2 separate regions of the Homo sapiens genome follow, and region 2 is linked to region 1. Evidence: chromatin contacts called from ENCODE Hi-C or POLR2A ChIA-PET data. All regions are on one chromosome and are shown on one strand. The core of a region is the stretch at or near the end of the contact, and the rest is flanking DNA. Distances in the headings are between cores, read along the strand shown. Region 1 overlaps EGFR (epidermal growth factor receptor). Region 2 overlaps VOPP1 (VOPP1 WW domain binding protein).

Region 1 (6,481 bases), core at 2,293-4,792:
ACTCGTTCTTGGAGACGTTGACTTTATTTAGTAGCATTAACCATGGCAATGTCACCAGCATCGCTGACAGCCTGAAGCATATGATCTCCAGAATGTATTTCAATCATCATGTTCACTTCCTTGGTATTCTTTAGACAATAACTCAGCCTTGAACTCCAGTAAAGGGTTTCCCTGGGATTTTCTTCTTGACTCACTCCACTGTGGCCTCCCTCATCCAGGACTGTAACAGACGCCTGACGTCAGTGGTCTAGACCTCTCTGCTGAATGTCATCTTTGGTGAATGTCTTATGAGAAAACACATGGTTGGTCACTCTTAGAAGGGCATGAAAGCCTGTCTGCAGTATAACCAAAACAGGCACATGGCGAGGCACACTGTGCGCATGTGTGTACAATTAATATCATGGTTTTAAATTATTTTCAGGCCAAGGGGAGATCTTTGCTGCATCTACTGAAGAAAGCGAATCTTTTTCTTCCTGAAAAAAAATGGCTACTTATTAGTCGAATTTGTGTTTTAAAAATATGTGAACTAATATAATGCAGACATGCATTAATGTTTAAATATACTGGAAGTTTTTGGTAAAATGAAACCCATTGTCTCTGTTGATTACTTTGATGAGTCAAGAAGTAACATCCTGGGAATGATTGGCCAGTTTAAATGAGTGCCTCAGGTTTTTGGAATACAAGAAATCAAGAGGAAGGGATTAGAACATATAGGTTAGCAAGATTGGGATCCTAAAATACAGACCCAAATGAATGGAACAAAATCAGGGAATTTATTAATAACAGGGTCAAGGCCAAATCAGTAACAAATATCCTGAGTGGAAGAAAGGTGGTTTAACAAATGCCCCTATGAAAGATAGAGATTGGCTTACCATGATGAGATGTAAGCCCAAGTTATGAGGTTGGCACACAAAACCACAAATGTCATAGCTTAAAACAACACACACTTCTTATCTCTGTTTCTGTGGGTCAGGGTCTGGGTTCTCAGGGACTCACAAAGTATGTTTTCATCTGGAGCTCCAGGTCCTCTTCCAGGCTCATAAGGGTTCTTGGCAGAATTCAGTTTCTTGAGGCTGTAGGACTGAGGTCCTGGCTCCTAGAGGCCACCCTCTCCATAAGCAGTTCTTAGCATGGCCGCCTGCTTCTCCAGGCCCAGTGGGAAAGCATGTGCCTCCAGGAGGGCTCAGTCCATTCTTCATGGCTTTTACCTGGTTAAGTCAGGCCCACTCAGGATAACTTCATTTTGTATTAAATCAAAACCAGCTGATTTGGGATGTTAATTACATCTGCACAACTTCAACTTTGCCATATAACCTAACCATGGGACTGATATTTATCATGCATTTGGGTCAAGTTGCATTAAGAGATATAATAAAGCTGGACAAGCTTCTGTTGATTAGAAGAGTTCAGTTACAAGGCTACACTTGGGAGGAATGTTTACAAACTGGAATGGTCAGAGGATGGGGAAGACACTTGAGAAAAGTCAAGTGACGGATGAAGGCAAATGTGGATATTTATCTGGGAGAAAACTAAGAGGAGTTATAATAGCTGTCTTCAAATATTTAAAGGGCTTTTATTAGGAAGAGGAATTTGGCATATTGGATTTTGCCTTCAGAGAAGTGGAGTCCTGAGATGCTCTTAGCCATTCATTCCAGCCTCCAGGGCTCACCTGCTGTCTTCTGTCCAGGTTCTCGGTAGCAGGGCAGTACAGCCCCATCCGTGATCTTCCATAGTCAGGCATATTGTCACACTCAGTGAGCGGAGAGTCAACCGGGAGGAAGGCACAGTTTCTCTGGAATGACCTACGGAATGGTACGCTCAAATGCAAATTCTCCTTCCCTTCCCCAGTCCTTGTCCTTCAGATGGTAATTTAGGAGCTGAAGGTCAGGGCACCAGCAGCCTTTGGAAGCCTACAGGACAACAGTCAGCCTGGCTAGAAAAAAAAACAATGTCACAGGCATGTTGTGTTTAATCACATGAAGGATATTTGCATTGTTTTCCAACTGATGCCAGCAGACACATTGTCAGTGGTATCATGCCTGGGGTATCAGAGTTGACATTGGGTTGCCCCTTCTCTGAGGCATTCATGTAAATCCTTTTAAGTTTATAAAACCTCCATGTGGCTCCTGCATGCTTCATCATTTGCATGTGTCTCTTTTTCCAGGGGAGGCAGCATGGGGAGCAGGATGCTGGTGGGCTCCAGGTGCAGAGAGCAGGGTGGGCGTCAGACCCCAGGTCCACTGTGCACGCCCTCTTGTAGAGCCCGTTCCGTTGTCCATGAGATGAGGAGTGTTCTTATCTCTAAAGTATTATCATGAAAACCTAACAATGTAGAAAGACTAAAGCACATGGGTGGTGCTTCATAAATAGTATTTCTCCCACTTTCTGAAAACTCCTGCTGAAGTAACTGCACAAGAATCCTTGAACATTTAGAATTCTGGTTTTAGCCATACCATAAAGTCAGTAGTGCGTGGTGGAATTCTGCTAACGAAAATTGCGAAGGATCAAGGCAGAGTACAGAGCTGGTGTGTAGCGGGTACCTTCTGTCTGCTGGCACTAGGTATTTTACACATTAAATCAGCTCGTTCTCACATCAGCTCTTTTAAAAATAAGGAAATGAGGAGCCACAGTGGCCCAACTGATGCAGTGGCAGAAGTAGAATTTGAGCTTGTGCAGATGTGCCTCCGTGTTTTGTCTCCTGAGCATGCTGCCCCAAGTTTGACAATACCAAGATTTGTACTGGAACATTCCCTCCCATCCCCACCCCCTAGAAGCCCCTCTTCCTCCCTTAGATTTGACACATAGTTTGAAACCACTATTAACTACCTTATGAGAGCCACTGTTTGTGAAGTGCTGACTATGTGCCAGGTCCCGTGCCGTGCAATTTTTGTGAATTATCTCGTGTCTACAGTGCCTCACAATTTCTCTGCTCAATACCTCCATGTTACTGCCGAGGAAAGGGAAGCTCAGAGAGAGTAAGTAATTTGCTCGAGTTAAAGAGCTGGCCAGGACAGCCAGGGGCTTGCACCCCGGAGCCTTCATCCACTACACTGTCAGCTGGTATCTCAACCAGCCATTACAGGCTGTAAAAAAATTATATAAGATAGTCTATGGTAATGCAGAAAAGTGAGGTTATTTTGCTCCCTTTCCCTTTGAAGAAAAAAGCCCTGGAAAGACATATCACTTGAGTATGGGAAAAAATGAAGCTGTGGCTTTTCTGTGAGTCAATTCTTTCCTGGCAGCTTCTTGGAATAAGACCAAGTATAGCAGCAGAGTTTTCTGTTTTAATTTGAGCTGCAGGGTGACTTTTTTTCTTCTATGCTTTCATCTCTCTGTGGCTTCTTTTGCCTCGTTAATTTCATGCCCTGCCCAGGCGGGCTACTGTGCTGCCCAGTCACCCGGGTCTGGGGCGGCCACCGCTGGCCAGCAGGCAGGCCCTCCAGAGGCAGAGGTGGCCACGCTTAGGTCGCTCCCGCTGTGGAGGCGGCACACTTGGGTGGCAGCACAGCTGTGATGTGGCGGCAGCTGGCAGCCCCATGGGAAAGATGTGTGAAGTGTGGGGTTTGACGACCCATGGGAGAACAGACTTTCTTCCTCTTCTTGTTTTCCCTTCAAAGCCGTGAGTCAACCTCAAATTCTCTGTCTTTTTTCTCCACCCCCTCGTGCCTCTCTCCCTCACGCTCTGCATCTCTCATTGCAAGCTTGCATTTTTTTGCACACAACACTATCTTAATATTTCTCTTTTCTGCAGGCAGGAAATGAGAAGTCATTTTTCAGGGTCATTCAGGAAGTCATCCAGAGTTATAATGGCCCATTATCTACTGGTCAGAGTTTACTTAGGCTTTCACTACTTCCACTGCCCACTTGAAACAGGGAAAAATATTTTCCCCCCGCGCTGTGAGTGTGCTATTTAGAGCTGACCACAAGCGGGGGGAAGAGAGGATGGCTCGGATGCTGCATTTCCACTGAGAACACAAGGCTGGCAAAGCTTGTCTGCTGCCCAGCAAGCACTTCAGGCTCACACCATTTTAGGTTCACTTTAAGTAGTTTCTCAATTGTTAAAAAAAAAACAAAAAAAAAAAAACCTGTACTCTGAGGATATGCTTATAATCCCATAGCTAACCCAGAATTTCTTAGAGAACTGATCAACATCAGCAGTGGCACTTACTGAAAATGCACATTCTCAGGCCCTGCGTAGGGCCTACTGAGTTAGAATATTAGAGAGCAGGTCTCAGAAACATTCTATCCGGCAGTCTTATTCTATGCACCCGAAGGGATAAGAGCCATGCTTTCATGAAACATGGGTTGTGTGTAAAATGTTTAAAAGGTATGGCAAAATGTGTTTGATTGGCACCAAGGATTTCTGGTTCCTCCTAGAATCATTAATCAAACTTTGAAGGAGAAATAAGAGAGTCGGCATTTTCTTGCACATTCTTTGTGATGTTGTGATGAGTTGGAAACTTCCCGATTGGGTTTATTAGAGCATGAACACCCAGGCACCCAGCTTCTAGCCAGCCCTGTCAGGCAGAGTCTCCTCGAAGATGTGGAAAGGACTGACCAACAGCTGAGGCCTACAGGAACCTGAGCAGGCAAGGGGAGAGGCACCCCGGAACCAGGAGCAATGGCCTTCCCACCCTCCCTCGTCCTCTCCTCTTCTCCTTTTGGAGTTGCAGGCCACAGAAAGGAAGTGACATGAGTCACTTTGGGCCTTCTTAATTCCTTCATCAAAGGCAGCACAGGTGTGTATGTGTGTTGGTGGCTAATTGAGGTAGGCCCACAGAGGAGATAACAGATGGACATACTATTTCCTTTCTTCCATTCTGATATAATTCAGGGTATAAACACACACACACACACACACACACATTCTCACTTCTTTGGCATCTACCACACCTGCCCCAGTGCCCATTTCTCTCCCACCTGAATAAAAAGCCCCCACAAAGCCTGAGGTACATGGAAAGGAGCAGTGGTCTGGCTCCCAGGAGTGTGAGAAGCAGCCATGTTTTCAGAGGCTGTATTCCACTTGGACTTGGCCCTACGCTGAAGGTAGGAGCGGATGGGGGAGGCCCCCTTCGCACAAAGAGCCCCATGAAAGAGTGCACAGTCCAGTCTATAAAACAGACGCAGAAAATGTGTGTAGGACTTCTTCCTGAAAAAGAGCGTGGTGCGTCCAGTACCTCCATGTTCATGGAACTTCCCAGTCTGCAGTTTACCCTTTTGTGCAACTCCCTTTTGGTAAAGCCCTGGTCACACTTCTGGTTGTTCAGATTATACAGGGATAATTCCAGAGTGATTTTAAAGTCAACTGCCAGGCATCCGCACTTGCAAATTAGATGCCTGGCACATGCTTGTGTTAAGGTAATAATTCATTACAATACAAATTACAGGGGAGTTCCTCTGGGCATGCGACCTTTCCCGTCATTTGGCTTTCCCTGTGATTATCAGGGGAGCTTCCATCGTGCTGCTAATGGGACCTTAACCATGTGTCAACCCATGGCTGTAATGCTGACACTGTTTTCTTTCTGGAATGAAAGGCCTTCGCAATTGAAACCAAAATGTTATCCAACTCAGTCCTGTCCCTTTGACGATGAAAACATCAAGTTCTGGAGACTGGCCATCCAGCCTCCCTGCCTCATCTCCCACGCCCTCCATCATTTTTTGTCTCTACTTACTTATTTATTTGGCTGTATTTTACGTACATCATGCAAAAATATTCCTCTTTGTAAAAAGTATAATGATTTCAGGAAATTAGAGGGTAAAAAGCAAGAACCATGCTTTCACTCCACTGTCAAGAGTTGTGGAAGAATCCTTCCAGCATTTTTTCTGTGTATTTTACATACATACAAATATATGTACAAATAAAGGTCGATCATTTAGGTTTTGTTTATATTTTTGTATATATGAGCTTATGTCATTCATACATATTGTTTTGCCTCTTGCTTTTTTTTAACTTAATTTTACTTTGCTTGAGAGCTTTTTGAACTGAAGTACGTGTAAGTCAGCCTATGCATGTAATGGCTCCCTCATCTTCTGTGAGGCTGTCACTAAAAAGGGGATTTAGCTTGTTCTGGGCTTTGCAGCCCGTACACTGGGCACTGTTCATACGTACTTCTCTGTGCACGCAAAGGAGGGCTTGCTAGGGAGGCCTGGCAGAGGGTGCCATTCAAATAGGATTTTCAATGGAGGAATTTTTAAATTTTCAGTTATTTGAATAAGTTTTAATATATATCCAGAACCCCAAATCATCAAGTTTGTTTTCTTCCACATCTGTCCTTCCATTTCTGAACTATTTTAAGGCCAGTCATGTCTCATCCAAGAAATCCCATCCTTTCACACAACACTATCTCCGTTTCATGGTTATGAATCTCTAAAAGCATGATTTTTAAAACATAATCACAATGCTGTCATCGAACTTAAAAATTAGCCATAAATCTCTTATGTTACCCAACAACCAGCCTACTGACACATCTCCAGTTGTCTC
Region 2 (6,481 bases), core at 1,328-3,827, 450 kb after region 1:
GATATGTACCAAAAGACTACTCTCCTCCAGTTGGGCCTAAATCTTGGCCAGCAGATCCAAAACTCAACCACCACACTTAAGAGAAAATATCAACTTCTTACCTTTTGCAGACAGAAATGCCCAGAAAGATTAATAAGTGGAGCAGCTTCAAGGGCAAAATGCCAAAAAATGCATAAGGATTTTTGCATTTGGGTTGTGTACTACCCTACCTATTTGACTTCTATTTTAGAAGAAAAGTGTGTTGGATTCTCTGATGACATATATTTCTGTAAGTCTAGATTCTAACTGTAAAGAGCACAAGAAATTGAAAAGCTGAGATGTGACTAAAGTCTGACTAAAGGCTGAATAAATGATGGTGCCACCCACATTTAAAGACAATGTGACTTACTAGAATAAACACACACAGCACCTGCCGCATGCCTGCTTCTGTGCCTGAACAGTGACCCAACCATGGTCAGGTCACCGAAGGTCTCTAAGCTTTGGTTCTTTGTCTACAGACTGGAGAGAGGTATTTCTGTCTTGCCTTGAGGTTTACATGAAACAGTGTATGCGAACCACCTGGCGCATGCCCACTATTCTAAGAGCCTCCTGCTAAGTCGTTACATTGTGTGCTGTGTCGGTTTATTCTTGAGAATCATGGTCAAGTAAAGCTCAACCTAAAGATGCAGTTAACATTCTCTACAACGTACTTTTGTGTCTCTATGGAGAGTGAGAATATGGAACCTGTGATCCAAAATGAACCAGAAAAACAAACAAACAAAAAACAGAAGTTTAGAAACTACACTAGTTACAACCACCAGCTTGGAAATGATACCCTGGTGTGGAAAAATACAGCTCAAAGCAATCTGAGGGAGGCTCCTCCCCTTTCCATGGAAGTTTTCATGGCTTCTGGCACACCCTGTCAGCATTCTCTTCCCAGGAAGGTACTGGGAAGCACTGCCACGTGTACTCCTCTCATTCCTTTTCACTACTACCAAATTTCACACCCCCTCAATTCTAGTAATATGCATTTTCATTAAATCTGGTAATATTTAACCTGGAGTCAAAAAGCAATTTCTTGTGCTTAGAAGACTTTCTATTTCTTGTCATGAATTGATTGGTTATAAATGTTAAGGGACTAAGCTGTTACAGCAAATTTGGGGAGAAAGAGAGTCAGTTCCACGTGCTGCCCCAAAGCAGCATCTGTGTATCAGAAAATCTTCAGGGAGTCTCTGGCAGTGTGGAGGCCTAAGCTAAAACCAGGAGGACTGAGAACATATGTGCCAGGAAGGTGATTTTGATGCCAGTTCTGTCTCTCTCCTGAACCCAATCAACTCAATCATTTCTGTTTAACACAAACTCACATGAGTGCCTCCTAAAAGCTGGTTCAGTCAGCTGCCTCCAGGTCAGACCAGTGAGGATGGAGGCCGGTCACTCAGTGTTGTCTGTGGGTGCATGCAAGGGGCAGTGTGGTGCTCTTGAAAGGCAGTGCCCAAGGACAGCAGCAGAAATGCCCCTGCCTTCCCCACTCAGGAAGGGCATCACTGTCCACCCACAAGCAGCTTCCAGAGCCATCACTTATAAATATTTCTTCTCTCATTTAGATTTCCCTGTGCCAAGAAAAAAAAACAAAAACAAAAAAACACCTGCCTGCTCTGAGTCAGCCTCAGAGATGACCGTGGTTGACTGTGCTGTCTGCCATCTGCTTTTAACCACGAAAGAGGAAGCAGCTATGTGGGACACCACATCAGGGAACCTTCCGGACCTAGGGTCTCACTGCCTGGAAACTCCCCTGAGCCTCAGCTTCTTCAGATGGAAGGGACTCTGCTAACTCAAAGAACCCCTCATACTACCCACCAAAGGAAAGTCCCCATCAGGGAGACTAGCAAGGGAGGCTGAATGTAGAACAGCACTCAGGTTAATCCTAAATCCCTACCTGGCTTTCCCTCCTCAGTCATCAACATAGTGATGGGGTGAACTTCGATGATGTTGTCTGGGGACTGACCTTCATATCCTCTGATCCTCCCAGTCTTTTCTTCTTACCTTTTCTCGTACCCAGTGTGTGGTGGGTGGGTAGGGAGGTAGATGAGTGAAAACACCCACAGGAAGGAGGATGGCAAAACTCAGATCCAAAAGCAACAACTCTGCCTCAGTGTTGTAAATAAGCAACAGCTTTTCCACCCAAAACAACTCATTTGTGCAAGGTCACCAGCAAACTGTACAGCTGTCTCCCAGCCCTGTCAGCTATAATTTCTAATAGCTGTCACTGTGTCCTGGCTTGTTAAAATCCGTGAAGGAAATCATTTCATGTAGCTTTTTTTTTTTTTTTACGAGATGGAGAGAGAAAAGAATGGTAGCAGAGTAAAACAGCAAGTGCAAGCAGATGACAGAAATTTCTACAGACACTTAATAGACAGACATTCCTTAGGCCTAGTTCAAATATCTAAATTCCATCTGGGGACTTGGCTGTCAAAAGATAATCATCTCTTGCTTCATTTCTCATATAATTTCCTAAACCCTCGGGTCTCAGCTAGTGCAAGGTCCTGTCATGGTCACCTGTGGCTTGGGCCAATTCTCACTTCCCCTGAAGGGCAGCTGCGTGTAGGGAGCGGGGGCTGCCCAAAGTTTCACTCTGACTGGAGGTAAACTTAACATCATTTCTGCATTAGTCATTTAGAGCCCTGGGCTCAGTACTTTCCCCCAACTGGGTTTCTGCTTTTGAGCTCGCTCTGCAATTTCCCCAATTCTGACTCAATTCTCTCTGGGCCCAGGGAGCTGTCAACAGCCACTCCTCCCCACCCATTTCTCCAGCTGTAGCCCTCTTGCAGGTGTCCTGCCCACAAAAGAACACCAGCATACAACGCCATGCAGGGCCCACTCTGAGCTGGGGACCTTCTGCCAGTTGCCACCTGGGATCTCTGCCAGGTGCCCAGAAGAACCTCACACCAGACATCCCTACAGCTGAGCGCTGCTCCCACCCAGTGCTCTGGACTTTGGGGAAAGTACCACCGCCCACTAGCTCACCCCAGCCACATGCTGTCCCCAGTGCCTCCTGTCTTCCCACTCCATCCACGTGGTCAAGCCTTGTCTCTTCCCAGGACATTCCTGCCACACCACAAAGGAGGCTGGCATCAAAAGCCAGGGGGTGAGCTTGCTGATGGGAGAAGAGGAGAACAGGAAGACACAGTTGAAGAGTGGTAGAGCCTGCAGCACCTGCCCCAAGACCACTGCCACATCCAAGTCTGGCCGCATGGCCTCTAGTGCCAGGGCCTGGCTGGGGGACTCCTGACACTGCACCTGCCCCTAAACCTCTCAGCAGCCTTGACAAAGCTCAGGGGGCTACGCAGGGCTCTGTCATAGAGAATAGGAAAGGAGGGCACACAGCACACCAACTCCTGCTAGAAAATCTCCAGGGGCTCCCCATTCACTGTGGGTTTCTCTTTGCTTCCCCTTGAGGTCATAATTTTCTTTCTTCTGAATGCAATTTTATCTTCAGTGGGCTTCATTACACAAACAAGCAAAAAGAGTGGGGCTGACTGATCAGGGCAAAGCTCAGTGAGCTCAGAGGGCACTGGGGCAGGCTCCCCCTGGAAACCCTGCTGCCTCACTGAGGGTGAAGTACAGACCCCAGGGAGTGTCCTTCTGGCCTGGCCGCCCCCACATGCCATTGGCTCTTCCTGTCTCTGCCGCTCCTCCCAGTCCCCCGCCCCGCAGCCATTTCCATCCATGCACCTCTAGAGAACCCTAGGTCTATTCACTTCCATCTGGAAAACACTTCTTCAGAGTTTCCACCAACGGAGCCTCAGCCTCAGTGTCACTTGGATGAAAATTTTCGAGACTTCCAGAAGGTGAGTTGTTAGTTTTCCCCCTTGGGGCTCTGATTAAATTTAACTCTCAGCACTTCAGCTTACAAGGAATCTTCCCTTCCGTGAACTTATTTGGTCCTAATGAGACCATGGGAAGGAGTGGGCTGCCCTCAACCAGCAGACATGCTCAGCACTGTGTCTGCCATCCCAGGATGCAGTTGGGGCACTGTCCCTCTGTGCAGAGGCTGGGCAGGCAGACATCAACTTACCGCAGGTCTGAGACTATCTCCAAAGACAGTGTTCTTTCCTTGATGACGACCGACTCTTTCCTACACCTGACCCACACTCTGTGCCAAGCAAGGATCATGCACTCAGGGCCCTGGCTCCTCCTGCAGGGTTGGGTCTTCAGGAGCTCCTGAGGAGTAAGGGCCCTGCCTCGGCCACCCTGTTGGCCCCAGTGCCTGACCCAGGCCAAGCGTTCAGGAAACCTTTGGTGGAAACGCTCACATATCCACTTCCTTCTCTGCCTGCTCAAAAGTTGTACTTGGATTTGACTATACACCCTGAAGTATGGAGACTGGCCCTGACTGCCAGGATACATAGGCTGATTAAAACTCAAGCAAGGCCGGGCGTGGTGGCTCACGCCTGTAATCCCAGCACTTCGGGAGGCCAAGGCAGGCAGATCACCTGAGGTCAGGAGTCTAAGACCAACCTGGCCAACATGGTGAAACCCCGTCTCTACTAAAAATACAAAAATTAGCCCGGTGTGGTGGCGGGCGCCTGTAGTCCCAGCTACTCGGGAGGTTGAGGCAGGGGAATTGCTTGAACCCTGGAGGCAGAGGTTGCAGTGAGCCGAGATTGCACCACTGCTCTGCAGCCTGGGTGAGAGTGACACTCTGTCTCAAACAAAAAAACAAACTCAGGCAAGATTTACCACCATGAGGATAGAGAACTTAGGAGCACAATATGCTGATGGGGACAAAGAGAACTTCATTGTGTCTCTCAAAACATTTTCCAAGAGGAAGACGGGAGAGAATGAGGGCAGAGCACATGGCACGTGGCAGGACTGAACAATGACACTGATATAAAAACAACTCGTGTTCACACCAAGGAGCACTGGCCCAGGCACGGAGCGTGACCACAGGGGCGGCGTGCTGATCCTGGCTCAGGCAGCGCATCTGCCACACGGAAGGGCGCACCGTACCCAGTCTGGTTGAGGTGGGCACCCAGCCTCACTCAACAGGGCATTCAATGTAAGTGCCCACAAATGCAAGAGACAGTGAACAGAATGGCAGCCAGACCGCATGAAACGCAGAGCTCTTGAGGCACCACCAGGGGAAGGTGGGGCCTCCCTGGCCACAAAACCTGAGACTTCAAGTCATGTCTGAGAGGCTGAGAGGATTAAGGAAGGGGCTTTGGGGAGGGGCCAGACATTTTCTGACGAGAAACGCAATGCAGATGGTGAGTCCAAGATCTCTCGGCCTGACCTGTCTAATTCCCTGACCCTGGACTGTGCCTGCGTGGAAGGCTCTGCCCCTCCGTCCCGGCAGCACTGACCCTGCCCTGTCCCAACCAGGCCTGCATACCCTTCCTTCAGCTGAACACACATATTTTGTACCCCGAACACCCACAGCGTGCAGCAACATCTGGGAAGCCAAGCAGGAATCTCACTGACGTCTCTCACACACCTCAGCTGGCACTCTGCCCCCACTGCTGGCTCTGGAGCAAGCAGAGGCCAACAAGTCAGACCACTGATTTCGTGCTCCAGCCTTCTGGAGGTAACACATAACTGCCCACCATGCTCTTCTTTCCCAGAACTGAAGCCCAAACTCTGGGCCAGGCTTCACAGCAAACTGAACCACCAGCCGAGCAAGCACCTGAGCATGTGAGCCCGTCCTTCGCATTCTGTTAGGCGCAAGGATGCAGGCAGCGCACCTCCTCGCCAGCCAGTCGCCCACGGTCCTGTCACTGCTGGGTCACACGCAGCCCTCCAATACGGAGCACACATAAATAAAGCTCTGGCGCCCGCAGACCCTGCAGTATCCTCCTCTGTTGAGTGGTGAGAACATCTACCATGGAGGACGCTACAAGGATTCAAGAAGCCAGCGCTTGTGACAGTGTGAAAAGCAGGTCCGGCCCCCAGGCCCAGGCCACCAAGGAACATGCACTTCCCACAGCCCCCACTTCCCCTCCAACTTCCACTACTTCAAACCCATGAAAGGGGGAACTGCCCACAAAAGTTCATTCTCCCCCAAACCACTTACTAAGTGCCAAGTGGCCCCACCAGGCAGAGATGGAGGCCAGCGTGAATCTGGGCTGTCTCCTGCCCACCTGCCATTCCTCTCCACCAGCCAGCAAGGAGGCCCCAGGAGCCCCCATTCAGCTCACACACCCAGATCCAAACACTGCCTCCAGCCTGGCCCGACCACACTAAGCTGCCCTCTGCCTCTCCCACTTTAGGGCTTCGAGACACCTCTTTCACCAGCTGAACTGGTGGAAAACTTTTCCTGCTGATCCCCTCTAGAGACCGCTCTCATTGCAGAAGTGTTTCTGGAACACGAAGTATTGCAAAGTCAGTCTATTTTGCTACAAACCACTCTGAGTAGCGATTTGCAAACACCATCCCTTATGCAGTCCGCACTTAGGAACTCTCTTCTCCAACTGAGCTACACTCTCTGGTCCTTCTCTAGGTCCAG

Evidence for each region. A loop is a pair of places that touch in the nucleus more often than their neighbours do. ChIA-PET counts read pairs that join two places held with the same protein, here RNA polymerase II (POLR2A). Pooled maps may share reads with other maps.
Region 2: a loop to region 1 is called in a pooled map, with 8 times the contacts of the local background. The contact joins two enhancer-like sites. A Hi-C loop is called at or near these places in 1 of 168 maps with a recorded cell type or tissue (B cell), 27 of 37 single-sample maps with no recorded cell type and 12 of 50 pooled maps. POLR2A ChIA-PET finds 5 or more read pairs at or near these places in 2 of 52 experiments (activated B cell and activated CD4-positive, alpha-beta T cell).

What each region holds. Positions count from the first base shown.
Region 1 is chr7:55,083,214-55,089,694 of GRCh38, forward strand. The region is part of intron 1 of EGFR (epidermal growth factor receptor); the gene reads left to right. Among named protein-coding and RNA genes, the nearest start is that of EGFR, 67 kb to the left of the region's middle. Within about 2 kb of position 3,543, at least 17 of the 41 ENCODE cell types and tissues checked have a DNase peak (open chromatin) inside an H3K27ac peak, as active enhancers do.
Region 2 is chr7:55,531,839-55,538,319 of GRCh38, forward strand. The region is part of intron 1 of VOPP1 (VOPP1 WW domain binding protein); the gene reads right to left. Among named protein-coding and RNA genes, the nearest start is that of VOPP1, 37 kb to the right of the region's middle. RefSeq lists enhancers at 1,759-1,878, 1,949-2,018, 2,359-2,418, 2,459-3,068, 3,089-3,248 and 3 more. Within about 2 kb of position 2,578, at least 21 of the 41 ENCODE cell types and tissues checked have a DNase peak (open chromatin) inside an H3K27ac peak, as active enhancers do.